2 separate regions of the Mus musculus genome follow, and region 1 is linked to region 2. Evidence: chromatin loops called from intact Hi-C (ENCODE). Cell type or tissue: left cerebral cortex. All regions are shown on one strand. Each heading gives the region's core, and the rest is flanking DNA. Links, peaks and the distances in the headings are about the cores only.

Region 1 (2,913 bases), core at 226-2,725, 640 kb before region 2:
GGGTTTATTTGGCTTATACTTCCATGTTGCTGTTCATCACCAAAGGAAGTCAGGACTGGAACTCAAGCAGGTCAGGAAGCAGGAGCTGATGCAGAGGCCATGGAGGGATGTTCTTTACTGGCTTGCTTTTCCTGGCTTGCTCAGCCTGCTCTCCTATAGAACCAAGACTATAAGCCCAGAGATGGTCCCACCCACAAGGGGCCTTTCCCCCTTGATCACTAATTGAGAAAATGACTTACAGTTGGATCTCATGGAGGCATTTCTTCAACTGAAGCTTTTTCTGTGATAACTCCAGCTGTGTCAAGTTGACACAAAACTAGCCAGTACAGCTATACAAAGAGAAATTATTGCAAGGCTAAATAAACATACTATAATGTTAATAATAGTACCTCTAAGCAGTTACAATAGTTACTTCCTTATATTTTTCTATACTTCCTACAATTTCCATAATAAATATTTATGCTAATTTAATGAGGACAATGTTTTTTAAGACAAAATTATTTGAGTAAAATAAGATCAACAATATGACCTTTGTGCAGGGCTTTCTGTTGTGAAAGGTGAAGAGAGTAACCAGCTCTCAAAGGACATGTCCAGATAGATCTATGATGAGGACCATTTTGCCTCAGAAGAAAATGAGCTTCAGACCCATTAGTGAGTACTAGGCAGATGATAGAGTGCTTGACTCAGGCAGGAACCTCCAACTTCTCAGATCTACTCCCTCCAGAATGTCTATAAAGAGATGGTATGCATAGAAAGTCAAGTTGAGTACCTGAATGCCCTTACAGAAAATGTCATTTGTCTGCAACAAATTATAAATCATTCCTCTCTCCACCCCTCCTCCTATCTCCGTGTAAAGACCTTGGGCTGGGTTGTTCTGGAACTCACTCTGTAGACCAGGCTGAGCCTCAAGCTCACTGAGATCTACCTGCCTCTGCCTTCCAAGTGCTGGGATAAAAGGCGTGGGTGTGGTTTACAACTCATTAAATTTAGTCCCAGAATGGCCTGGCAATAGCAAGAGGACACTTGAGTAGATTTTATTTTCAGTGGACGTACAACTTTGCTAAGAAGAAAAGGCGGGGAGGGGTTCGGATGCACCACTTCAGGAAAGAATTGTGTATATGTGACTTATGCAGGGTGTTCCACATTAGCTCTGATGAAGAAGCTGCTACATGCAATGCTTTTCGTGCATGGCTCTCTTTTTCCAGGCTGTGACAAGTCTGGGTCACATTTGGTGCATCCTCATAAGCGCCTGTGGAGACCTGTTTTCAACTTCCAGTCCAGTCTGGAGTTCCCAAGGGAAGTTATTACTTCGTTTGGCCTCACTAGCCCAAGACTTCACAGTGATTCATGTCTAGCAGACAGGGCTGGCCATCTAAATAGTATGCTTTTCTTGACCTTTCCCACAACCACTCCTAGAACCCAGGGAAAGCTGCCTGCCCTAGAGCAGCCACTCCTGTGGCCCCCACCCTCATTCCCAAAGGAGCTTCAGGAGAGCTTCCCTCCTTCCTACTGCCTTACATCGCCTCATTGCTGAGGCTCTGGCTACCTTAAGGTGGCAGCTCTGAGCAGGATTCTTCTTGAGCTCAGAAATAGTGCTTAGATTTAAAGCAAGCAAGCAGGCAAAGAACCTGTTCAAAATATCTTCAGTTTGTATTAAGAAACAAACATGTTTTTCATTGAATCCTACAGTTTCAGTTGCAATCTTAAGAGTCTTCAAGCAATCTTCAGGGCTCTTAAGAGAACAGGCCAAACAAATGCATAAGTATTAAACTGAAAGAAAGTATAAGACACCAGCTGCCAGAGTTACAATAGCCCTGGGTCCTCAGAGGCTGGTGCTCAGCTGCCAGGTGAGCGAAGCTTTCTTTGAAGCAGCCCCTCTGGGCTGCACCTTAAAGATAGGCTGGGTTTTCACAGACCAAGCTAGGAAGGGGAGGCAGGGAGAATGAAGTAGATAGATGGAAAAAATGGAGTTGTGAAAGAGTGAGCCTTTGGGTGGCAAAAAGTCCTGTTTCTGTAACTGAGGGATCCTGTAGCTAAGATGAACCTAAAAAAGATGACATGAGTCTATTGTAAGATGCACTCGATTGCAGAAATGTTTGCAATGTTTTTTATATAAAAATACACGTCTTGATGAAATCACCTATGTTGAAATTAAAAAGCATTACACGGTAGAAGTTCTCAAAAACCAGGTAAAAAGGGTAGATAATAAAAACAAACAAACAAACAACACCAGGGAGCCTCCAAAGGCTTCTAAGGAGAGGTGTAATGTTATGCCTACAGAGTTCTGGTTTCTTGGATAAGCCTGGTGTGGGATAGTTTGTGTTAGAACCAGCACACTAATATAGGTGGAGGGCACCAAAGGAGGGTGTGGGAATGGAAAGGCTTAGACACCGGAAAGTTTATGTGAGACAACTTCACAGGGAGGCAACTGAATGAGAAATCCAAGATGGAATGAAGAATCTTATTGTTTCCTTGGTGTATATTTTTCTTCTGAGAAATCTTTCTTTCTGCCATGGACCTGCTGTGTAATCCAGGCTGGCCCTGAACTTCAATCTGCCCTCCTCTCCTTCCCCCTCCTCCTCTCCCTCCTCCTCCCTTTTCTCCTCCCCACTCTCCTCTCCCTCCTCCTCCTGGATGTTGAGATAAAAGGCTTGTGCTTACCACACCCTGCTCATCTTCTGATTTTTACTTCATAATGCAATTTTTAAAAATTCTTTTCTTCCTCTGTCTAGTTTCAAAATATGTGAGTCATCAAAGCAAGCAAGCAAGCGACAGTCAAACACTGTAAGAGACATTGCAAGCCATAGGGGCAGGACTCAGTAATGGTGCTTGCCTATCACATGTGAGACCTACATTTGAACCCCAACACTGCAAAACAATGTTTTATGTCCACCTTTAGAGTGCTAACCTTTG
Region 2 (2,913 bases), core at 163-2,662:
TGTGCCCCATGCTCACTACAGGGACTTTGAGAGAGTGTCGGAATGATGTAGTACCAGTTCAGAGCCACCCTCAGAGACCCAACCAGTGTTCCCACTGAGAATGGAGCCCAAGTGGCCCCCTTCTTCTAAATATTCATAGGATAATGCAAATCTGCCACTAGCAGTAAAGAGTAGATATAAGCATGTATGAGTATGTTTATGCATGTAAGTAATATGATGTAAGTATGTAAGCAAATAAGAACAGATGATTAGCTGCTAAGGGAAGCATGTCCCCAGGCTGTGGCTGAAAGGATGGAGCAGGAAAAGGGTCCTGATTTACTTCAATTTGATTTGATTTCTTCCCCCACAGAGCCCCTTCAACTCCATCCAGGCCTCTCTGAGTGTTTGCCTCTTTCACACAAGGCAAGTCTCAGCCTGGAAGCATGCAGAACAGAGGACCTGCCATTTGCTGAAGCCGTGTTCCCTGCACTTGGGGATCAGTCTGATTGCTTCACAGACTGAAGGCTTTGGCTCAGCTTGAGAAATGTTTGCATTTTGTTTGTTTTGGGGGATGGCACTTGCTTTTTGAGATAGAATCTTACTATGTAGCCCGGGATAGCCTGATACTCATGGTGTAGACCAACCTAACCTCAAATTTAACTGTGATCCATTGCCTCTGCTCCTGCCTCTGCCTCCTAAATGCTGTAATTACATGTGTGCCCACCAGGCTCGCTTTAACTTTGAAATTTCTGTGTGTGTGGTTTATTTATTCGTACCTTTAAAAAATGCAGCATTTTATAGTATAAAAAGATGATTCAAGAATTTCTTCCCCAGAAAGACATCAACAATGTCAAACCCCCACCCCCATAAGTACCCCAAAACAAACAAAAGCACAGTTCCACCGGATCTCACACTGCGGGACAGACAGACACTATTCTGGAACTCTCACTCGTCCTGGGTGATGGCTTCTCCATAGCCACGTAGATGGAGCTCTCTGCCACCCACCAGTACCTACCTCAGGTCACCAGTGTACGGCAGAATTGTACACACCGGGCTGGAAGCAGCTGAGGAAGCAACCGAAGTCTCAGGTGAAGACCAGCTGCTTCCTTCTCAGAGAGACTGTCCACTGTCAGCCGGCCTGCTTCCGACGGCCTCTCACAAGCACACGGACCTGGCCTGATGAAAACTGAGGCTGGTTTGCCTGGAAGACCAGCATTCAGGACACAAGATGGATTTATTGTAATGATAAGTATTGGGATGCCATCCTACGTCTGTGGTGCAAGGGTACGGTGCCCCCTGCTGGTTTGACTTTGCCCCTGCAGCCTTTTCCTTGTCCAGAGCCTTGAGTCCCAGTGATAGCATGTGGAACTTCACAGGGGAGAAATCTCCCCCAGAGTTAGAAGATGCTCTCACTTTCAGAGACAGTAATGACTGTCTCTGTTAGAGTTATCATGCTCAAAGCTCACTATCACTATCTGCCTTTCTCTTCCACTAGATCTTGTGAAAAGATATGAATTTGTTCACCTACGAACAATTTGTGGACGTCGATTGGACCCTGCTGCTGAGGCAAGAGCTAACCCTGGACATGCCACAGTGAATGAGACACACTGGCTAGCATAGAGGGAGCAGTCCTCTTAGGAACCAACTCCGCATTTGCACTGGCCCTAGACTAAGGCAGAACTATGCTGACCCCTGAAGGTGGGAGGGAGTATTAAGCATCCTGAAAGCTGCCACTGACTGGCTCTGCTCTGGCCTGTAGGTGTCTGCGTGGAACCTCCAGATCTCTGGACGGGGCCCTGCTGTCTCTGCTCTAGCAAAGCCTCACAGGATTGTCTGAGGCACCCTCATGTTTGCGACCGACCCACTAAGTGCAGTGTGGCCTCCCTGGTGGCCCTAACTGAACTGGGCTTCCCAAGATGCCCCCATGAGATGAAAGCACATTTCTGAATGGGCCAATTCTGGTCCCCTTAGCTTTACAACAGGGAACATTAAGATTTGCCCAAGGCAGTTTTCTCAACGACTTTTCTCCCTGACATTCCTAATCTGCTTCAGAGAAGAGTAGAAGATAGTAAAAGAGACCTCCCCGTGGTGCTTGGAGCTGCTGGCAGTGTGGCTTTGAGCTCTGACCAACTGCTCAGTCCAGGAGCCTGCGTTTCTCAAGTCTACATCTAGATCAGCACAGAGCTGTGTTGTAGGCCTGTCACCCTGGCTCTGTGGGTCCTTTGCCTGGTGTTCTTCCAGGATCCATGTTACATCCGACTTTGTCTTCTTTGTTCACAGTAGACTGACTGCCACTCACTCAGAAACAGAACATGTGAAGAACCAGCCCTCCTCCATCTTAGGCTTGAAAGCCATCTTACAGTAAAGACAAACTAGGTTAGTTCCTGTTGATTAATCTCTGTTTCTCAAGGATTAGGCTACACCCCACCTGTAACCTTAACTACAAATGGTTCTGTACTGCCTGTTCCAGGAAGGACAATCATGTCTTTGTTTCAAAAAGTTATCTATAACCATCTTAAAGCCTACTTTTGTTTCCAAAGTGTGTATGACTATCTTTTTACACCCACCTTGGAACCAAGTCTGTGTTTCAGGAGGTGGTCTGTTTGGCCTGCCAAATCCCCTATTTGGAAACCCCTGACCCCTGAGCTGTAAAACCCTTGTCTTCCTCATGTTCAAGGCTAACCTCTCAAGCCCTGTCTTAGGGAGAGGCAGCCTGTGTACAAGAATAGAAAAGCTTGCTTTAATTAATCACTTGCTTTAATGAATTTGGCCATGATTTGGGTCAATGGTCTTCTTCTTCTTCCCATTTTTTGATTAACACATGGAGGGTCAGCTATGAAAAGATTGTTTTTTAAGCCAGTCTCTAACATCCAAAAATGCTGTCAATTACAGAGAGCTAAGACGTCACTAACAAGACAGGAAGCATTTAAAGAT

What was found. Peaks named below come from ENCODE experiments on the same cell type or tissue, not always from the same donor. Only the 100,000 strongest peaks of a DNase experiment are listed, where the experiment ranks them.
Region 1: it touches region 2 in a loop (2.2-fold over the local background); 2 of 42 quality-filtered maps call a loop at or near these places.

The regions. Positions count from the first base shown.
Region 1 is chr11:21,432,502-21,435,414 of GRCm38, reverse strand. No RefSeq gene overlaps it. Among named protein-coding and RNA genes, the nearest start is that of Ugp2, 63 kb to the right of the region's middle. In left cerebral cortex, for the core only: a CTCF peak has its summit at 1,555; a DNase peak (open chromatin) is centred at 1,567.
Region 2 is chr11:20,793,153-20,796,065 of GRCm38, reverse strand. It overlaps Gm32213 (a long non-coding RNA gene), which reads right to left and starts at 1,446. Exons shown (of 3, transcript XR_872288.3): 1 at 995-1,446. In left cerebral cortex, for the core only: CTCF peaks have their summits at 1,284 (motif pointing left) and 1,648; DNase peaks (open chromatin) are centred at 1,281 and 1,674.